Linked DNA regions of Homo sapiens: region 1 is linked to region 2. Evidence: read pairs that join two places in POLR2A ChIA-PET (ENCODE). Cell type or tissue: MCF 10A. All regions are shown on one strand. Each heading gives the region's core, and the rest is flanking DNA. Links, peaks and the distances in the headings are about the cores only.

What was found. Peaks named below come from ENCODE experiments on the same cell type or tissue, not always from the same donor. Only the 100,000 strongest peaks of a DNase experiment are listed, where the experiment ranks them.
Region 1: POLR2A ChIA-PET joins it to region 2 with 6 read pairs; 5 of 35 experiments call an interaction of 5 or more read pairs at or near these places.

What each region holds. Positions count from the first base shown.
Region 1 is chr12:92,613,845-92,618,247 of GRCh38, forward strand. All of the region lies in intron 1 of LOC105369905 (a long non-coding RNA gene), which reads left to right. The region is part of intron 1 of LOC124902983 (a long non-coding RNA gene); the gene reads right to left. Among named protein-coding and RNA genes, the nearest start is that of PLEKHG7, 87 kb to the right of the region's middle. RefSeq lists a silencer at 2,435-2,635. In MCF 10A, for the core only: no CTCF peak of the experiment used is centred there; DNase peaks (open chromatin) are centred at 827 and 2,067.
Region 2 is chr12:92,559,707-92,564,109 of GRCh38, forward strand. The region is part of intron 1 of LOC105369905 (a long non-coding RNA gene); the gene reads left to right. Among named protein-coding and RNA genes, the nearest start is that of LINC02397, 95 kb to the left of the region's middle. RefSeq lists a silencer at 1,377-1,456. In MCF 10A, for the core only: no CTCF peak of the experiment used is centred there; a DNase peak (open chromatin) is centred at 2,075.

The DNA of each region.
Region 1 (4,403 bases), core at 288-4,287, 54 kb after region 2:
CCCATTCTTGTCCATCCTACTTCAATGATACCATCTGTAATTGACTCTCATTCTGGATTTTGATTCTTTGTGGCAGTTCTGCACTAGAGGGTAGTTTCAGGGAAGATTTTCATTTCTGCTAACTTGTTTTACAAAGAGAAGTTATGACATTATAGCAACTTTCTATCATCTATAGAAATCTCTTTTAAAAAAATTCAATAACATTTCCAATGTGAGTCATGAGTGGGTTTGAATGAATACCATTTTATTTTGTCTCTTCATTTTCAAATGTCTCCTCCAAAATGTGCTCACGTAATGATATTTTTAAAATAATGTTTATAGATTTTTTAAATAGCATTTTTAGATGGCTCATATGTCAACCATTCCTCTGGAAATTTATTGGCTTATAGGGAATGTTTGTCTGACACACTGTTTCTAACCGCCCTGCACAGACTGAAACTTCATGCACTTGCCTCAGGTCCAAGAGAAGTCTTTCTCCAAAAACCAGGAAGGATGTAGCCCAGGTGAAGTGTGCTACAGAGGGAGATGATGAGTTGCATCATAGCTGCCTCAAGTAAGGAACTCTGTTGAGGGACAATTTATCCAAGCTCACCAGGTCTTAACATTGAGAGTATACATAGTTGGCTGTTGAAATTCACAGCCAACTAGAAATGCCCACATGGCCTCTGAAACTCTAAGACAATAAAAGCCCTTGGGGAAGGATGTATTGCTCCTTCATTGCCTTAAAATACAGATTAATATGACAGTTCCAGGAATTTGGAAATTGAGCTTCCCAACCAGCCACTCCCAGAGGATGCCAACCCACAGCTTTGCCTGCAACTGGGCAATGTGGTTTTGACCAATTCTGGGAACACGCTCAATGTTTTGAAAGAGCCGAAGGGGACCAAACAGAAAATGTGGTAAAAGGGCCCAGTGGCATACATTTTTTGTGTGTGTCCGTCATCCTCTTGAAATAAAAATGGATTTTTTTTCAAATGCAAGCTAGAGAATAACCATTTCCATTCTTGCAATCCAGCCAGGTCTGGGACGAAAGCAAGTACTGCAGAAAGAGGATGAAACAGCAGCAGCACACAAACCATGGGGTGGAGAAAGGGAAGATAAAAAACGCTCCTAATGTCCTCAAAACAAAAATTTGATCGAAGCACACACCTCTCAGTCTTGAAACACAGTATAAAAACTATTTTAGAGAACAAAAGACCCTTGAAGGAAGAATAAAAACAAAGGAATGGCCAAAAGAAAGAGAGAGGGGGTGAAACAATGACATTCTTCAAGACCAGGAAAGAAATTCATCCTAAAATAAAGAGCACTAAAAGATAACTACAAAATAGAAATATAAAATGACTATGAAATGTTGGGCCAGGAAGCCAGTATGACAATATTTTCTCATAAAATGATATACTATTTCATCACCATATGCTTTAGGAAAATCCAATATGTTCCTGACAGACTTCTAACATTTTTTCCCCAAGATGGTTAAAGCTTTAAGGAATGTGTCAAAGATACTTAGCACCCACTGCATTTTTGAATATTACACATTGGTAATTCTCTGGTTCATGAATTTTAATAATACTACTGCAATTCAGTTTTCCAATCATTCTCCCCAGCACTAGCTGATAAAAACATCCAATAGCAGATCCTGTTTTGGTTTTGTTCCAGTATACTGCTAAATCTGCAAATGGAAATATATATACACATACAGACACATATATATTATATATATTTGAAATTTTATGTATATTTTGTATTTATATATAAAAGAAAAAAGTATGGTAAGACTTGGGATAAAAACATTATTTGAAGAATTATTTCAAAACACTGGTTGGTATTTCAAAATACAGCTCACTAGTTATTGAGGAAAAGAAATGAACATTAAGGATTTAATGGATTCAATTATAGATATACTACTTTAAGTAACACAAATAAGAGTTAAACAAGAGTATGAAATGAGTTATTGTGTGCTATTTGCTCAATATACTTCCATGTGGAGGAGTTTCTAAGCTATTGTTGCTACATCTCTCCCCTCTCTTTCCAACTGTATTTGCATTCTTCTAACCACCTATGGCTTTCTATTGTGCTATTCTAGCTTCATCACAAATGATGTATCATACCTGGGAATGTGCCCGGTGAACTATAAGGTATTACGTAAATAGAGAATTAGGAGCTGTGCCATTAATAATAATGTCTTATATTAGTATAAAATTAAAATAATTGATTTTTCCTTTTTATCTGGCTTCTCTTTCTTTATTCTTCTATTTTATTTGTTACTTATCTTTGTTATATTATCAAAGTTACTTTATTCTTTCAGCCACACAAGCTTCAAATGTACTTGTCTTTCATTCTTCCTTTTCCCCACCTTACTCTCTCCAATAACCAAGCTCTATTAGTTCTCTACTGTTTCCTCCACTAACTGGCCTTTACAATGGTCTGTCCTATTTTCACCAATACTTCCTCAAACCAGGCTCTCAATATCTCACACCTTGACTATGCTGAAAATATCTTAATAGTATCCTGCTTCCAATTTGGGTCCTCTCCAATTCATTGCTTTTGTTGACACCAAGTAGATCTTTCTTAAGTGCTGCTTTAAACTTGTTACTCCTCTGCATAACCACAAAGACAGCCACTATTGATAAGACAAAGAATAAAGTTCCCATGTCATAGCTCAGGGCCAAAGTAGAGGCCCCAGACTTCTTGTAGGTGCACCTTCCATTATTTCTCAACACAAGCCCTTTTCTCCAGGTGGATGGTTCCACTTCCACAAACTGTGAGAGATCCAGTGGCTATATACCCTGCCTGAAGCACCTTCTTTTCTTTCCATATATTCTCTGTAAGTCCCATGAAGCTCTGAAGCCACCATTGCCCAAGAGATTCTCTTGGCTTGAGCAACCTACTGGGTGTTCATTGAAAATCAACTGTGCAACAAATGGCTGCAGGACTGCCATGCCACTATTGAGTCTGTCAAGTTGTCTTTTAGTTTCCTCAAATAGATTTTAAGCTTTGTGAAAAATGGGGCCTTCAAGTAACACTTATTAAGTACCTGCTGTGTGCAGGGTCCTGCTTGAAGTGCCTCAAAAAATAGGGGTAGATTATACATTTTGGGCATTTAATGACAACAAATATGGTACTGTGCATATCATGGCTGTCCAATGCACATCCTGAGTGAATGGATTTCCATTATTTTTATACTGTAAAACTATAATTTTAGACTTCCACTGCCAAAATTAAGTTCCACAAATGCCTTTTTCTTTGTATGGTAGGGAAACTATGGTGAAGAAAAATGAAATATCATATTAAATCAATGCATTTTGTAATAAAATTAGTATCATAATGCCCATTTCTGCTTTCTAGTCTGCTGTTCTAACTGCCAAGCCCTTCCATGTGTCTTCAAGAGAATGTTGGAGACAATATATTTCTCATTTAAGAAATGAGAAGGCTGAGCACGGTGGCTCACGCCTGTAATCCCAGCACTTTGGGAGGCCGAGGTGGGTGGATCATGAGGTCAGACTGACACCATCCTGGCTAACGCGGTGAAACTCTGTCTCTACTAAAAATACAAAACATTAGCCGGGTGTGGTGGCATGCGCCTGTAGTCCCAGCTACTCAGGAGGCTAAGGCAGGAGAATCACTTAAACACAGGAGGTGGAGGTTGCAGTGAGCCAAGATTGTGCCACTGCACTCCAGCGTGGGTGACAGAGCAAGACTCCGTCTCAAAAAAAAAAAAAAAAGAAAAGAGAAATGGTACATTACTCCAGCCCACTTACCACGTGACCCAAAATGCTGTTAGTTTTGAGTGGCGCCTAGAATAAAAGAAGATTCTGCAACAGGTCCAGGCTGCTATGCAAGCTGCCCCTCCACTTGGGCCATGGAATCTAGTAGATCTAATGGTGCTCGAAGTGTCCATGGAAGATGGGGATGCTGTTTGGAGCCTTCTTCAGGCCCCCATAGGTTAATTGCAGCTTAGACTGTTAGAATTTTGGAACAAGGCCCCACCACCATCCACAGCTAACTACTTTTCTTTCAAGAAACAGCTTTTGGCCTGTTATTAGGCCTCGGTAGAAACTGAACACTTGACCAGGGGCTGAGTTACCCTGTCACCTGAGATGCCCATCATGAACTGGCATTTGTCTGACCCTCCACATCACAAAGATGGGTGCATACAGCAGCACTTCATCATCAAGTGGAAGTGGCATACATGTGATTGGGCCCAAGCAGGACCTGAAGGCACAAGTTATAAGAAGTGGCTCAAATGCCCTTGGACCCCACTCCTGCTACATTGCCTTCTCTCTCCCAGCCTGCACCTATGGCCTCAGAGGGAGTGACCTATGATCAGTTGACAGAGAAAGACTCAGGCCTGGTTTACAGATGGTTCTGCATAATACGCACTTCTCTGCTAGTTCTTCCACTAA
Region 2 (4,403 bases), core at 194-4,193:
GTGTATGTATGTACCTTTAAAATATATACAGTATCGTTTGATAGTTTTTTAAACTTTTATTTTAAGTTCGGGGTACATGTGCAAGTTTGTTATATAGGTAGAATTGCGTCATGGAGGTTTGTTGTACAGATTATTTCATCACCCAAATATTAAGCCTCGTACCCATTAGTAACTTTTCCTGACCCTCTTCCTCCTCCCACCCTCTGTTCTCTGAAAGGCCTCAGTGTGTGTTGTTCCCCTCTATGTATCCGTGTGTTCTCATCATTTAGCTCCCACTTATAAGTGAGAGCATGTGGCATTTGGTTTTCTGTCCCTGAGTTACTTTGCTAAGGATAATGGCCTCCAGCTCCACCCAGGTTCCTGAAAAGGACATGATCTTGTTTTTATGGCTGCATAGTATTCCATTGTGTATAGGTACCACATTTTGTTTAGCCAAGTTTGATAGTTTTTTTTAAATAAATGTTATTATAGCACTCATGTTCAAATTTCATGTTTTAAATTTATCTATATGTTTTTGAGAGCATTCTAAATCAGAACTGTGTGACCTTTAAAAGAAGAAAAACCCAGTACCATTTTTTAAAAGCACCCTCACTCCAAAATAGAGATGGCATAACCCTACTGAAGTGGTCTGCTACTTCCCTTTTAGTAACAGTGAAACCTAGCAAAGTCTTCCAAAGGAAAAAACTAGAAAAAAATTAAAGGAGTAACAGTTTGAGTGGCATATACACAGAAGAATGAGGGGCACTGTTTTATGGAAACTAATCTGTAGGTGAAACAATATGGGCATTGTCACCTGGAGATTTGCCATGAAGTGAGTCCAGATCCATTTCTTGATAAAGTCTACATAAATAACCAGACTATTCAGTTTACCAGTACATCTCATTCCTATAGCAATCTGGAGTATTGGATTGCATTAAGGTTCTACTCACTGAAGTAATCCCTTCACAGACTTCAACATGTTAATCTCTTTACTTGCTTACTGTTTCCATAATGTAAGCTCATAAAGACAGGAATTGCATCTCTCTTATTCCCTGCTGCAGTGCAATTACCTTACTCAGTAGCTGTCACATAATTGGGGCTCAACAAGTCATTGTTTAATGAGTGAATAAACCCAAAGACACATGATTAATTAGTGGTTCAATCACCCATGACCATTGTACAGTAGAGATGACCTAAACAGTTATAGATTTACAGCAGTCACTAATAACAAGTCATCAAAGTAAAACTCAACTGTGACAGATTAAAAGGAGCATAAATTCTAGAGTCAGTTACCTGGGTTAACAAAACGTATTCACCACATGCTTGCTGTGTGACCTTGGTCAATTTTCTTAACCTCTCTGGTATAATTTGAATATTTGTTCCTGCCCAGATCTCATGTTGAATTGTAATCTCCAATGCTGGGGGTGGGGCCTGGTGGGAGGTGTTTGGATCATGGGGGCCGGTCCCTCATGAATGGGTTGGGCCATCTCTTTGGTGTTAAGTGAGCTCACGCTCTAAGTTCACAGGAGATCTAGTCATTTAAAAGTGTGTGGTGCCTCTCACCCCCACTCTCTCTCTCTTGCTCCTGCTCTGGCCATGTGACGTACCTGTTCCCCTTCACCTTCCACCATCATTATAAGCTTCCTGAGGCCTCCCCAGAAGCCAAGCAGATGCCTGCACTATGCTTCCTGTAGAGCCTGTAGAGCCGTGAGCCGGTTGAATATCTTTTCTTTATAAATTACCCAGTCTCAGATATTTCTTTATAGAAATGCAAGAATGGCCTAATATACTCTCTCTTCAGTTTCTTTATCTGTAATAATGACAATAATCAAATCTTTAGAATTTTGCCAGGACTAAATGAAGTAATGAATTAAGGCATCTAATAATGTGTGAGACAATGAGTAGGTGCTTAGTAAATGTCAGTGCTGTGCCTATTTTCCCTCCGCCCACTTGCCACCTCTTTTCTAATAATAAGACCAAGTTTATTTACCCTGATAAGCACGTCTCTTCTCTCATTTCCATTTGTGGCAATGTAGGCAACCACTTCTTTCTCTTTCAGTGCTGACCTACTGTTTTGTTGGAAACAGTCCCAGGGCTCTGGGCTTTAGAGATTGCTGTTGGATTGCGAAGCATTATGGACCAAATCCAAGTGCTGCAGCACATAATGGCTCTGGCCATTTAAAAAATCTAAACTGCTGTAGCTATTTTATGGGGTGCAATATATATCCAAAATTTTATAATAGGGTTACCAAATGCAGTGCTCTAAAAATCAAGAATCATTCAAAATTTTCTCATCTCTCCACAGAAATAAATTGCTATGTTGGTTAAAACAGACACCTTGCTCAGGAGTCTGAGGTTTTCTCTAAGATGTTCCACAATTATCATTTAAAGCCAGTGCATGTTATTCAAACAGGAAAAGGTAGAATTCTTAACTTAACTTCACCAGAATTAGACTTTCATTCTGTGATATTCGTTATCCAATTCCCAACATTTCCGGTACCTCCAACTCTCTTAGATCTACCCTCAATCCCCTTATTTACAGAGTCTTCAAGTCTCAGAAACACTTGCATTTATCCTGTCATGTACACACCCTAAAAGTCATCCTAGGTCTTTAAAAAGACTTACAGATGACCGAGCCAAACACAATCCTTTCCCTATTCTAAGTCTTACTCTTCTCAACATTTGAGACTGCCTTTGCTTAGACCACTGGGGCAGATCTATTGTGTTGCTACCTGAGTGCTCTCCTAGCAATTAGACATGTCTTTAAAACAGGACATGTATTACTTCTTCTTTATCTTGCATTATAAACTTGAGCAATGTCTGGCTTGATGAAGGCAGTGTTTCTACTATCTTGGTTGGGTTCCAACCATAACCTTTGAGTAGAGAACAGTTTGGGCAACTTATAAATCTTGTTTTAAAAAGTAAATCAACTTCTTGCTTTGAGATCTGGGTCATTTCAAGAATAGCTGGAGTACTCCATTCACCCTTGGCCTGAAGATTACATCTTTTCCCCAAAGTTCTAGCAAGAGCCACCCAGTTAGAATTATAGTCAATAGGATTAGCTAAATGTACTACACCCAAAACACAAGCAGCAGCTGGATTACCATCCTACAGCTCACCTGTTGGTAAATGTTGATCTTATAGTTCTTATTTATATAAACCTCAAAGCCTGGAGGAACTCATACCCCACTCAGACATCATCACAAGAGAATTCTGAAGTGGAAATTAACAGCTAAATGGACCTGTATAGGACTAAAAATATATATCTATGTATTTTATTAAAATACATATGTTATTAAAATATATATTATTAAAATATATTTTTAATTAAAATATATTTATTAAAATATATATATTATATATATATATTATTAGTTCTAGATTCCAGTATTCTTTTTTTGGTCTAAATTTGTAAGACTCAGCAAAGACATTCATCCAGGACATCTATAGCTTGCTGTGAGCCTTTGCTGTCTTCAGTAACCAGCATGCGAATTTCATAGAGATGCCAATGGAGAGAAAGATACAAGGCTTCCTTCCCTTTAAGAGGCATATAATCAAACTAGTCCAAGAAAGCTAGTTTGACAAAAGTCAAGGGAAGGAGGGGAATAGGGAAATATATGTTAAACTACATGGCTAGTTAAACATTAGTCCTGCAGGCCGAGTATTTGCTGGGAAAAGGGGGACCCTCATCAGTTACTTCAGGAGCTAGATTTTTCCATGGCCCCAAATATCCTTAGTGTGTTGTATGTCCTTCCAAGGATTGGTGTCTGCACTACACAATGCCCAATCATCTTAAAGTACAGTATGTCTTCTAGTATTGGTGGTTCCTTACAGCAGCTTATTCAAGTATCTTAATTCTTTAAATCTGGAAAAGAGACAAAGAGAAATATAGGCTACAAATTTCATCCTCAGAATGTATCATCAGCTCACTAGTTAACTATAGTATTTCATTAGTAATAAGATAAGGCAAAGATGAAAATAATAACTGAAAATGCACACATTTCAGACAAAAAAATCCCAGCCCAATTAAAATTATAAATTAAAATTTTATATCTCACTATCTCTCTGTATTTTAAAAAGCAATTTGCCTCAACCCCAACATAAGTTGAACCACTTAAATTGCAGTGACAAAATCAAAGCTTTGTTCTGAATATTGGGAGCTGAGATCTATTTTGCTACATATCTTGTAAAATTATCCCCAATTTCAGGACATAGAGCTACAGCATTAGAAAACCTTATGTTTCTTTTTGTATCATGCAATGAATTTTAAACAGTCTGTTTTTCCATTGCAGCCTTTTTTCTACTGGTGGTGAGCAGTGGGATGGAGTGAGGTGGAACAGAGGTTGGGAAATTTGTGAGCAGAGCGTTTTTTAAGAGCTCAATTCAAATGGTTAAGTAGTTACAACAGAGTTCTCAGATGCTAC